Linked DNA regions of Homo sapiens: region 2 is linked to region 1. A link is an interaction called in ENCODE POLR2A ChIA-PET data of the cell type or tissue named here. Cell type or tissue: IMR-90. All regions are shown on one strand. Links, peaks and the distances in the headings refer to the core of each region. The heading gives the core; the rest is flanking DNA. Region 1 overlaps CEP95 (centrosomal protein 95). Region 2 overlaps PECAM1 (platelet and endothelial cell adhesion molecule 1).

What was found. Peaks named below come from ENCODE experiments on the same cell type or tissue, not always from the same donor. Only the 100,000 strongest peaks of a DNase experiment are listed, where the experiment ranks them.
Region 2: POLR2A ChIA-PET joins it to region 1 with 7 read pairs; 4 of 35 experiments call an interaction of 5 or more read pairs at or near these places.

Annotation. Positions count from the first base shown.
Region 1 is chr17:64,529,302-64,535,822 of GRCh38, reverse strand. CEP95 (centrosomal protein 95) reads right to left here. Exons shown (of 20, transcript NM_138363.3): 12 at 6,396-6,521; 13 at 4,805-4,897; 14 at 3,801-3,933; 15 at 2,815-2,984; 16 at 2,632-2,706; 17 at 1,086-1,238. Among named protein-coding and RNA genes, the nearest start is that of CEP95, 26 kb to the right of the region's middle. In IMR-90, for the core only: no CTCF peak of the experiment used is centred there; a DNase peak (open chromatin) is centred at 3,772.
Region 2 is chr17:64,338,111-64,344,631 of GRCh38, reverse strand. PECAM1 (platelet and endothelial cell adhesion molecule 1) reads left to right here. Exons shown (of 16, transcript NM_000442.5): 14 at 2,942-2,998. Among named protein-coding and RNA genes, the nearest start is that of PECAM1, 49 kb to the left of the region's middle. In IMR-90, for the core only: no CTCF peak of the experiment used is centred there; no DNase peak of the experiment used is centred there; H3K27me3 peaks cover 561 bases.

The DNA.
Region 1 (6,521 bases), core at 1,715-5,714:
TGATGGACACTTTGGGTTGTTTCCCCTTTTAGGCTATTATAAGTAATGCTATGAACATTTGTGTTTTTTGTGTGATTATATAGCTAGGAGTGAAATTGCTGGGTCATAGGGTAACTCTATATGACCTTTTGGTAACCTTCTGAGGAACTGCTAGATTGTTTTCCAAAGCAGCTGCACCATTTTACAGCCCCAAGTTCTCCACATCCTTGCCAACACTCGTCCTCTAACTGTGGTTCTGAGTCGTATTTCCCTAATGACGAAGGTGTTCATTATCTTTTCATGTATCACAGAGGTTCTTTACAACCTTCAGAAAAGCAGTGTCAAGCAGCCATGTACATAGGGTAAGAACGCCAAGAGCAGAAACATGCCACACCTACACATGTACATCACTGAGGAGGGGGAGTGATCATTTGGGGAGGCCACCGGAAAACACACTGCTCAAAGGGCTTGGATATGCGCACTTGTCCTCCCTTCATCAGTGTAAATTCTGGATAGAAAAACTGGTTCTGACGGCGACGCATTCATGAGCTACAGACAAGTTACTTACGCTCTCCTCAAAGCCTTCCTCTAGAAATATGTCCAAGTCTTTAGTAAACTATAATTACTAAAATATTTTACAGATGAAATTTATTGCTAGCTTGGGATCTCAAAAGGTTAATCATTTCACAGCCTGATTAGGATGACATAGCAAATGTCATCCTTGTGGAAAACCCCTCACAGCACAGCTGGACACTAGTCCTGATTTTATGTGGAATGCAAGGTCATGTTATCACACTAAATTTGTCTCTCACATGTTCCCAAACCTCTAAAGTAGTTTTACTGGAGAAGTACCTGTTATGTGTAGGAGGCAGGGAGGAAGTAAGACTTCACATTAAGATGAGGGACACGGAGACTGAGAATGGACGGGAATGCACAATGGAGTAAGAAAATGAAGTGTGGCCAAGCAGAACTCAGGGCCAGCACTATAGGACTTCAGTTTAGATTTTGGATTCAAATTTGGACAAGAGTCACGAACAAAGAAGGTGGTCCTGAAAGATAACAAAGTTCACCTTCTTAACAGGGCTGGACAGAAAAGTCAGACTTACCATTTCTTCCCGGGTCCTCATTCTCATCATTTTTGCACACAACTGAACTCTATAATCATCATAATATTTTCGAGCACGAACGATTTGCTGTCGATTTTCTTTTATCTTTGATTGGGTCAACCTTTGCCTACGAATGCAGTCCTTGAAGTCTTGCTAAGAAAGGGAAAGGGGAGGGAAGAGAAGGGTAAGGACAAGAGGAATGCAGATTCCAGCGTTCTCATCTGCCTCACTCCCCATCACGATGTCTTCAGGCAGTATGTCACGTGTGGGGGGCCAGTGGCCCCAGAAGCCCTTCAGCCTTTGGCAGCTTTATCACCTCAATCTGAAGAGCAGCTCCAATAACACCCCACTGCAGCAGAGGGCAGCAGTGATCCTGGGCACTCCTGTGGAACTGAGGGCTCACTCCCCATGCCACCAGGAAGCTGCTAACAAGGCTGGCCCAGATGCCACCTCACAAGGAGTAGGAAAATGGCACACCCAGACTTTCAAGCAGAGCCTGAGCTGCCAGGAGCATTTAGGCAAAAACTAAGGAAATTAGACAGTATCTGACAAAGGAGTGAAAATAAAATGGGGTCATGTACATAAAGCCTCTTATGTAGGTGTTTCAGATACTAGTGTTTTTTCCCTCCACAGGAAAGTACCATCTGCAGTTCCTGAGATGTCTTCCTGGAACTGTTCAGTATTACAGTTCTCATGGCTTATCTCTACTCCACACTCAGGCAAAGATTTTTAAATCTCTCCCTTTGGCAGATTGTTTCTGACCTCCATCCTCTCCCTTCGTAATTCTCTAAGCACAATTCCTAGTCAAAATTATAACGGAGGCTGATAAATCCTGGAGCTCTCTACTTGGGACCTGAGAAGGATGGGAGAGGGCAAACAGCACTAAGTTCAGCTGCTTGGCACCTAGATGGGTCCATGGAGTCCACAGACAGAACTGGATTAAAATCTCAGCTGTGTCCCTTGCTTATCAGTGAGACCCAGGGCAAGTTACTTAGTATCTCAAAGCTTCAGGGTTTTCATTTCATAGAAAACATCTCTAATACATTACTATGAAGACTAACTGAAACTGTGTATATAAAGTACCTAGCTCTTCCTCCTGCCCATTTTGGGTTTGTGTGTTTTGTTGTTGTTGAGACAGGGTCTCACTCTGGCACCCAGGCTGGAGTGCAGTGGCAAGATCATAGCTCACTGCAGCCTCGCCCTCCCACGTTCAAGTGATCCTCCCACTTCAGCCTCCCAAGTAGCTGGGACCACAGGCAAATGCCACCATGCCAGGCTCATTTTTTCCACACCCATATATATATTTTTAATGACAGGGTCCCACTATGTTGCTGAGGCTGGTCTCAAGTGATCCTCTCACCTCAGCCTCCCAAAGTGCTGGGATTACAGGCATGGGCTATCAATTTTGGTTAAAGACCTAGGCAACACTTCCACATGCAGGTGTTAAGAGGTTAAGGGTCTGTGCAACTGTTGCCCAGCTAGCACAGATAAAGGGAATGAATATAACAAATTCAGAATTATAATACCCAACTTGCTCTTGACATACCAGTCTCTTGTTATGTTCATATTCTTTCTTGACAAGGGTAGTAAGGAGGTCATGCCTTCTTAGGGCTTCTTCTATCTTGAAGGGGGACATGAAGTTAAGTAGGTTAATAATGCTGTTCACTAAATTCTTAAGGATAAGCTCTTCTCATTTAAATTCCTATGCTTAAGACTGACAGTAACTTACTTCATCTTGGAGTTTCTTCTTTGATCGATTTTCTCTACATGCTTCTTTCTTAAGCTGTTCAACCTGTGCAATTTGCTGTTTCCACATTTTGCTTAGTGTTGGGCCAGAAACATAAAGAAACGGAAACTGCTCCAGCATAAGGGGCAGGAGACTGTGTTCACTTACTTTCACTGCAAGGTAAAATAAGATGTTCTTAATCTGAGACGTGGACAAGAACTGTCATCCAACATCCCTGGTAGATCAAAGCTTATGTAAGTGATGTGGTTTTGATCCTGAAAAGAACAATTCTAAATGTACTTATAATAATTTGCATTACTCCTCTGATTGGAGTAAGCCAACTACTGGTAAGGATAAAAATAAGCTCAATAGTTCTGGATTGATGCCATGCTGGTCCTGGGAAGTCCATCCTAATTGCTCAGCCGCTTCAGTGCCTGTGGGTAGATTCTCTACGTACGGTAAAACAAGACTCCTCAACCTTCCCGGTAGGCAAGTGCTTAGAAGAAAAAGTTTCTGGTCTAAAGGATAGAGTAGGAGGGCCAGCAGTCTTTGGGTGTAACAGGAAGCCTGGCATTTCTCATGACTTTGTTTCTTGTAACAAGACTCTACACTCATTGGCACTGTCAATATATAGGAGGTGGACAGGCCATCTGCTTGCCTTGGAGCATCCCTTTCATTCTACCAACCTCCCAGAAATAGACAAAAAGGCAGTCAAAGTGAGTAAGCACACGAGTGAGGCTAACGCTGGAGCAGCAGGTGGCAGTCCTGGCATTCCTTGGGTGCCAATATATAGGCCTCCCTGAAGTACTTCCTTATTGAAGAGTTTTAGCCCTCTACGGAAAACCAGCCACATGGCAGTGATTGGGAAAAAAAAAAAACTTTCTTCGGCTAACTGGTGGATGTTAGCTTTCAGTGCTGTGTCCTTGGAATGTTGCACATGCTTTCAAAGGTTGCCAGTTTTCCATAAAGTACAATTCTGTGGTTCTTACTTGGAACTGCTTTATTTGGCTTTGGGAGGCCACCTCTTAGACTCTGCGTTGTGGTTTTTCTAGAGTAAATCTTCCAGGGCTGACTACATTCTGGAGTTCCTTTACGAACAGCTTCTCCTCTGTATATTTTTTCCTTAGAAGCAGATATAAAACAGAATAAAAATAAAAGGTCTAACAGTTCTTTCATACATCATCTTAAATATTACATACTGACAAAAACAGCTAACGGTAGTTTTTTAGTTTTTTAGCTAACAGTAAGCCAAACCACCTTACTTCAAATTTGTAAAATCTGGTTAATATTCATTTACTCTAAGTTAAATGCACCTTTTGGCCTCTGGCATCCCTTGGAATTTGAAAAAGCACTGAATCTTTTTCAAGTTTCAGTCACCATAGTCCCACACCCTAAATACAACCACTATTAATCTTTTTTTTAACCATTAATGTTTCAATGTACTTCTCTTTTTCCATGTAGATTTAAAAAATTCTCAGGCAACTATGCAGTATGCTTAGTTGTAACCATACTGTACTTTATATCCTGTTTTGTTCATGAATATTTTAGCATAAGCATTTTCCCCATGATTTCACTTAGTTTCTGTAACCATTCTTTTGAAAGGCAATGAAAACTTCTGTTTTGGGTTTCTTACAACCAGGTCTATAGCCAACTAGGATGTTCTGTCTTCTCTTACTCTTCTTTAATTTTGTCAGCCTAGAGTAGTTTTTAAGCCCCTGGTGAACTGCTAAGTCAAATAAACCCTTAAAAACTGATGGGAAGTTTTAAGTAGCGGAAAAACACTACTTTTCTTTGGAACCATGTCTCGTCATATTTTAGCAACCTGAATGCCTTATTAATAAGCAAGTCCTGTATCATGACATGAAATCCTGCCTTTTCCTAAAGAGCTCATGATTAAGGCCCTGTTGGCCCCTTCTTCTTTTAAAAAGATCATCTTTGTACTTCCCACTCATCTGATCAAATGGCATTTATTACAGTGGAGACTTTTACCCACTGTTTCCTCCTCCTTCTCATGTATTCTTAGAGGTCCAATATTCTCTTGAACTTTATGTCTTCTTAGTTCCCTTTCAAATGCTTCAGTAAACGCCTAAAGGGGAAAAGGTCATATATTACAGTTATTAAAAACATACACAACGGGCAGCACCATGGCTTAGCTGGTTAAAGCACCTGTCTAGTAAACAGGAGATCCTGAGTTTCAATTCCAATGGTGCCTCAACCGAGCATCCAAGCTCTTAGCCGCGTGCGGTGAGGATGAGACAGGTGGATCACCTGAGGTCAGGAGTTCAAGACCAGCCTGACCAACATGGAGAAACCCCATCTCTACTAAAAATACAAAATTAGCTGGGCGTGGTGGCACATGCCTGTAATCCCAGCTATTCGGGAGGCTGAGGCAGGAGAATCGCTTGAACCCGGGAAACGGAGGTTGAGGTAAGCCAAGATTATGCCATTGCACTCCAGCCTGGGCGGCAAGAGTGAATCTCCACCTTGAGAAAAAAAAAAAAAAAATACAAAAGAGGAAAAAAATTCACCTAGGATACCTGCCACCCCTAAAATATCAAGCTCATTCACTTTTTAAAAAAATTCCTTTCAGACTCTATATCACAAATGTATGGTTTTCTTGTTTTGTTTTTTGAGACAGTCGCACTCTCGCCCAGGCTGGAGGCAGTGGCACAAACTCAGCTCACTGCAACCTCCACTTCCCGAGTTCAAGTGATTCTCCTGCCTCAGCCTCCTGAGTAGCTGGGACTACAGGTGTGCACTGCCATGCCTGGCTAATTTTTGTATTTTTAGTAGAGATGGGGTTTCAACATGTTGGCCAGGCTGGTCTCGAACTCCCGACCTCAGGTGATCCACCTGTCTCACCCTCCCAAAGTGCAGGGCCACTGCACCTGCCTCACAAATCTCTACATTACTTTAACATATATAATTGGGACATAAAATGAAATTTTACATCATGCGTTTTTTCTGTTCTCAAGTTTTTGCAATCATTTTGATACTCTCCTGAGTGGAAGTTACATGCTGAGTTACAAATGAGTGTAAGATGTCTGAATTGGTTTTAGTTTTTCACCATTATAAATCCTACCGCATTATAAAACCTACTACTGCAAATAAGTGTTCTAAATCCATGCTACATTTCAAAATCCACATTCCACAGTGGAAAGTCTTCCTAGGTAATCATACCAATCTCCCTGTTGTTGAATCCCAACCACCTCCTCTCATTCCTGTCTTGGGTACTTGATCTCATCTTCTCTGTAACTCAAGTGGCCTTTCACGTTTAATCCACCTCAAATTCCCTTCATCTCTGAAGCTCACTCTGAAAATAACAACTCACACTGATCTCCTCTTTCTTAATCTACTGGAACACCAAGCTATGTCCAGCCAGGTTATTTTTTTTAAGAGTTTCATGAGTATAATTTTATGCTAACAAAGACATAAGCTATGTCACATAGCTCTCTATCATCCACTCCGCTCAAGAATATTAAATGTATTTTAAGCCTAAATCAACAGCATGTTCATGGTAGCATCTGGCTGAGGGGAAATGGTACTGGCTGCTGCTTAATGGTAGTCAAGAGATGGGGAAGAACCTGTGCTTGGAATTGGCGGACATCTGTTTCTCTTGGCTTGCGCTGCCTTTTTCTCTCCAAGTGGAACTGTTTGTGTTTGTTAACTGGAGATGGAGAGAGCGAATGGGATCTGTAGGGTGGCTTTCT
Region 2 (6,521 bases), core at 1,697-5,696, 190 kb after region 1:
CAAGCCAGTTCCCTGCTCTCAAGACTTCCTCCTCCTATGGAGGAGGGGTTGGGAACCACATCCAGCTCTGACCCTAGTGGCAGCCGACCAAGTGGTCACTTGGGGTGGAGGAGGGGCAGGAAGGAACTCAGTAAATCCTGGTTTGCTGCATGTTTGCTCTGAGACTAATTGCTGGGAAAACCCCATGACGTTGAAGCCATCTCCTTCTCTGTTAACACAGAGAAAAACAGAAGCCAAAATAAAGCCCCATCCGGAAACATCCCTGACAGCAGAGACAAAGAGCCTGCCAGCCTGGTTTACTCATTAGCAAGCAGCTGCTGCCGTGGAGTGGGTGGGGAGGAGAGGTAGTGATGAGCTGCAACTCTGCCTGCCCACCCATCACTTAACTGGGCAGATTTGGGGGCAGCTGCAACTCTAGAAGCTCCACCAAGAAGCAGAAACCCCCAGGCCCAAACACCAAGCCCTCTCCCTCCATTTATTCCTCACCTGCCCCAGCCCCCACTGTGGGCCTGGGTCGGAGGGTGAGCTGGCCGTGACCACCCCACCATGCGCCTGGTATATGGTGTTTGATAGCATTTGTTGCAGTGTCTGCGTTGTTTGTGCACCTGTCTGCCTCGCAGCCTGGAGCTCCTGAAAGCTGGGACCAGGCCCGATCACCTTTCCTCTTCCACAGTGCGGGGTTCACACTAGGTGTCTAGGATTCTGCTGAGTGAGTGATTTGGCCAGGCCTGACATCAAGCAGAGGGTGTCTTGGGGATGTGGAGGATCCCCCAATAGGGTTGGGGATCCCTACAGCTTTCCTTGAGGCCCCCACATCTGGTGCCACAGAAAGAGAGTGAGGGGTGTGTGGGCATCTCTGCTGTCCCAGCAGTGTGGTGCCCTGGTAGCTCAGCCACTCTACTGAGTTCCAAATCCTGTTTGGTGCCCTGGGGAAGTCAGTGTAAGGCCCTAGTCACCCCAAATGCCCCAAGTTCAACTGTAGGGATCTGACCCACCCCCAGGCTTTCTCCTCACAAATGGTTCCTGACACAGGAGCCACCACCATTACTGTCACTTCAAACTTGGACAGGTGCCCCCAGGCAGCTGAGCAAGCCTAGGAATGGGACATGTCCAAGACCCCAGCTGTCACCCCATAGGAGGTCGGGGTCTGCCAGGGAGACGGACTTGGGAACAAGTCACATCGGTGTGTTGTGGACAAATGTCACCAACATGCTGTGGAGCTCAGGGGGCCCTGTAACTTCCCAGGGCACAGAGGGAGAGTGAGTGTGGGTGTGTTGGTACATGCGTGAAGCTCCACCAGGGTCGTGGGGAAATGGGGCAAGGAGAAAGGGCAGTGCTGGCTGTGGAGGAGTGTGTGTGGGGCCAGGAAGTGAGAGTGGGGTGTCCCTGGAGCATGGTGAGACAAGGGCATCTCAGTGCAGGTAGAGTCCAGGGTCACACCCCAGCCATTCACTCCGAGGAGGGAAATGCACTGACCATGGCACAGGAAGCCCCTTACCCTATCTGGGGCTTCCTTTCCCCATCTGTAAAAGGAGAACAGTGGCCCACACGACATCAGGCTCTTTTCTACAGTGAGGCTTCCTGGGCCTTTGTGCAGGTGACAGGAGCTGGGAAGTGGCCAGGTTCCATCCTGTTTCCTCAGGGTTGGTGGGTATGTATGTGTGTGCACACCCTGTGTGCATGAGTGTGTGCACACCCAGATTGCATGTTTGTACATACAGTGTGTATACAATGTGTGTAGACACATCCTACACACTGTATGAGGGTATACATAGCATGTATACACATTGTGTGCATGAGTGTGCGTGTGTATATGCTGTGTGTGTATTTTTGTATACACATCCTGTGCCCATACCCCAGTGTAAGGTAAACAGATGGCAGGAAGGGCGCCCTTGAGTCTCCTCCAGGTATACGCCACACCCTGGGTCAGTCATCATGCTGCCATATTGAGAGGGTCTAGCCCAGAGGATCTCAGCCCTGTCTGCATATTAGGGCCCCTGAGGAGATCCTAAAAAACCAGCACCAGGGACCCCCCCAGACCAATCCAACCAGAAGCTGCAGTGAGGCCCAGGAGCCAGCAGTGAAAACAGCCAGCCCAGCTGTCTATCCCTGTAAGAGTTCTCAGTCCCAGCTATTCCTAGGGTCACTGACAACCCCCAGGCTCTAACCCAGACCTCAGGATCTCGTTCTGGATCCCGGGGTCTGGGCTCTCAGGTGATTGGGAGGCCATAGCCCAACCCTGCGTTGAGGGACCTGGCAGAATGTCTGGACAAGGGTCACGGTGGCAGGGGAAGAGGAGTGGGGCCAGCAAGCTGGAGGCTGCAGGCCCTTGCTGGGGGCCTCTCCATCCGTGGCCCCTCAGGTCCAGGGTTCCTCTGGTGCATGTGGCCCTGCTCCACAATGGCCTGCTGACCTCCTATTCCCAGACTGGGAGTGACGCTCGTTAGACCAAGACCTTCTTCTTCTTCTTTTTTTTTTTTTTGAGGTGGTGTGTCACTGTGTTGCCCAGGCTGGAGTGCAGTGGCGCAATCTTGGCTCACTGCAACCTCTGCATCCTGGGTTCAAGCGATTCTCGTCCCTTAGCTCTCGAGTAACTGGGATCACAGGCACGCACCACCATGCCCGGCTAATTTTTTGAATTTTTAGTAGAGACGGGGTTTCGCCATGTTGGCCAGAATGGTCTCAACCTCCTGACCTCAAGTGATCTGCCCCCCTCACCCTCCCAAAGTGCTGGGATTACAGGTATGAGCCACCTTGCCCAGCCAGGATCTTCTAACATCAGAAATGACAAGGTCTCTGGGTGCTTCTGGACCTGGTTCTGGTGGGGTGCAGTGGTGGGGTACAGCCTTGCCTGCAGAGCCTCAGACCTTTTCCTATGACTGCAGTGGACTGACCTCGTTCCCAGAGGCAGCTACTAACTTATGCCTGGTCCTTTTTCCAGATCTAGGAAAGAAGGACACAGAGACAGTGTACAGTGAAGTCCGGAAAGCTGTCCCTGGTGAGTGAGGGTCTCCAGTGCCCCAGCCTGGGGGATGCCCCCTAGAATCACTGATGGGGCCTTGGGAGTGGGCAGAGAAAAGAAGAAGCAAAGAAGGCCAAAAAAGGGGTGCCACCTCTTACACCAGCGCTGTGGGCTTCCTCTCTCCCACCACCCTTAAAAAGTCACCTCGGGTCACATTTACTATTCATGTAGTCAACGAGCGCTTCTTGAATGCTTACTGACCCCAGCCGGTGACCCTTACCTGCTCCCCACACAGGCCCTGGTGGCTGGGGTTCCCCAAGGTCTTGGACGTCGAGTGTTTTGCTTTGGAGACCCCCAGTAGCTTCAGCCTTTCTTCTTGTTTTCTTTTTTCTCTTTTTTTTTTTTGGATATGGAGTCTCGCTCTGTCACTCAGGCTGGAGTGCAGTGGTGCAATCTCGACTCACTGCAACCTCCACTTCCCGGATTTAAGTGATTCTCCTGCCTCAGCCTCCCAAGTAGATGGGATTACAGGCGCCCGCCACCACACTCAGCTAATTTTTTTTTTTTTTTTTTGAGACAGAGTTTCGCTCTTGATGCCCAGGCTGGGGTGCAATGGAGCGATCTCGGCTCACTGCAACCTCCGCCTCCCGGTTCAAGCGATTCTCCTGCCTCAGCCTCCTGAGTAGCTGGAATTACAGGCATGTGCCACCACACCCAGCTAATTTTGTATTTTTAGTAGAGACGGGGTTTCTCCCTGTTGGTCAAGCTGGTCGCAAACTCCCAACCTCAGGTAATCCGCGCGCCTCGGCCTCCCAAAGTGCTGGGATTACAAGTGTGAGCCACCGCGCCCAGCAGCTTCAGCTTTTCTGACAGTAGACTGACTTTGGGAGTGGGTGTGGGTTTGCGGATCTGCTCTATTTCCTTTGGTTCGGCTGGCCCCACTTCGCTTCCCGTGACGACCCACTGCTTACTCATGAAAGGGCTTCCCCCAGAGCTGAGCACAGAGCTTAAGCAGACCTGGAACTGGGGGAGCTCAACAAGTCCTTTTTTTCGGTGGGGGGGTATAATAACTGTATTCAATTCTGGTGAAATGAAATACACAATGACAACTTTTAAATTCTGAAGGTAAGTCAGCAATCCGAAAGACGTAAACATTGTGGGGGAAATAGTGACTGTGTGAGTATCTCGCTTTGTACAGCAGACCTCTATTTAAGTGGGTTCTTGGAAAGGGAATCATTAAAATGGTCCAGGACATTTCTGCAAAGGGTGGCTACTCAGGCTAGGCGTGGTGGCTCATTAAGCACTCAGTAAGTGCTTTATTTATTTATTCAAAATAAATAAATAAATATAAAAGGATGACTCCTCCGAGTACAGTCGGCAAACCAGCAGCAGCAATCTCGGGCCCAGCCCAGACCCACAAAACTAGTCTCTGGAATCTGAACTTAGCCAGCTTCAGATGTTTCTGATGCTGCCAATATTTGAGAAGCACTGTTTGTGTTTTGTTTTGTTTTTTTGTTTGAAACAGAGTCTCACTCTGTCACCCAGACTGGAGTACAGCAGTGCCATCTCAGCTGACTGCAACTCCGTGCAACACCCCCCGGCCCCTAAGGCTTAAGCAATCCTCCCAAGTAGCTAGAACCACAGACACACACCACCATGCCCAGCTAAGTTTTTGTATTTTTGGTAGAGATGAGGTTTTACCATGTTGCCCAGACTGGTCTTGAATTCCTGAGCTCAAGCAATCCACCCCCTTCGGCCTCCCAAAGTGCTGGGATTACAAGCGTGAGCCACTGTGCCAGGCAAAAAGCACTGTTTTAGAAGAACCATCCAATTCTCTGAGGACCCTGCTTTTTATCTGAAATAGCGATCACTTCTTAATTCACTTTTAAAAGTTGGTATATCTACAAGAAGAATAGAAACTCAACCCTTGTGGAACTTGACCCTGAATAATTTTTGAAAAACCAATTCTCTGGGGAATTTTTAGCTCAAATACCTCATTTCACAATCTCCATATATTCAGAGCTAACAAAATGCAAATCTGACAATAAACAGCCGTTCTCTATTTGTCTAGTGTAAGGGAAAGTTATAAGTGAGGTAGGGTTCAAGGTTGCTCCCATTGTGCAGTTGTACAAAAATGCCCCTTCTACTTTCTTGGTGGTCCCTGAGAGTGTTCGCTTTCTTGGACACTGCTGAAGAGTTCACTTTCAGTTGCTTTCGTTAAGCAAAATCTCCTATTTGAGCACTTATTGTATGTGCTAAGTGGTCTAAGTACATCGTGTCTTTCAATGGGATTTGTCCATGGGATTCACCACAAATCCCATTTTACAGTTGAGGATACTAAGGCATAGAGAGGTTAAGACGCTTGCCCAAGATCACGCAGCAAGCCAGCCCCTGAGAATCGTTCCTCCCCGGAGTGGACTCCACGCTCTTGATCACTGAGGTGTACTGTCTTCGGTTTGGGAAAGTCGGGTGGTAGAAGGTGGAAGCTGCAGGGATCCTCGCTGCAGGAGGCCAGCTCCTTACCACCTCTGCCTCGAGGCCTCCAGCGAAGTCTGTGATCATCTGAGGCTACTGGTTGGAGGCCCTTTTATAGGTGGTGAGGGGCACCTTAGTGTGGATTCTAGGGAAAAACTTAACTTTTTTTCCTTTACTCTCCTAAGTGCTCTGACTGGGGCCCTGCGAATTGGACAAGCAGATTAACAAGAGGAAAACAGAGTTTATTAACATACATAACGCAAATCACACAGGAGAAACATCAATGATGAGTAACTCAAAGGGGTGGTTAGCACTTGGGGTCTATAAAGCATCTTAGGCTGATCGCAGTGGCTCACGCCTGTAATCCCAGCACTTTGGGAGGCCGAGGCGGGTGGATCACCTGAGGTCAGGAGTTGGAGACCAGCCTGGCCAATATGGTGAAACCCCGTCTCTACTAAAAATACAAAAAATTATCTAGGCATGGTGGCATGTACCTGTAACCCCAGCTCCTCGGGAGGTTGAGGCAGGAGAATTGCTTGAACCCGGGAGGCAGAGGTTGCAGTGAGCCGAGATCACGCTATTGCACTCCAGCCTGGGCAACAAGAATGAAACTCCATCTCAAAAAAATAAAAATAAATATAAATATATAAAGCTTCTTAACAAAGAGCAATAAATTTGTAGACAAATGACAAGACAAAGGAAAGATGGTTTTTGGCTTCCCAGAGTGGCAAACTGAGAAAGTCAATCAAGTGGCCACAAATATTTTATGGGGGCATTTACAGCAGGTGTGTTTTCTTAGGAGTTTCTGCTTTTAGGGCTGGGCATGGTGGTTCATGCCTGTAATCTCAGCACTTTGGAAGGCTGAGGTGAGAGAATCGCTTGAGCCCAGGAATTTGAGACCAGCTTGGGCAACACAGTGAGGCCCCATCTCTAAAAAAAAAAAAAAAAAAAAAAATTTTAAAAAATTTAAAAAACCAATATAAAAACAAAAATTAGCTGGGCATAGTGGTGCATGCCTGTAGTCCCAGCTGCTCAGGAGACTGAGACAGGAGGATCGCTTGAGCCTGGGAGGTGGAGGCTGCAG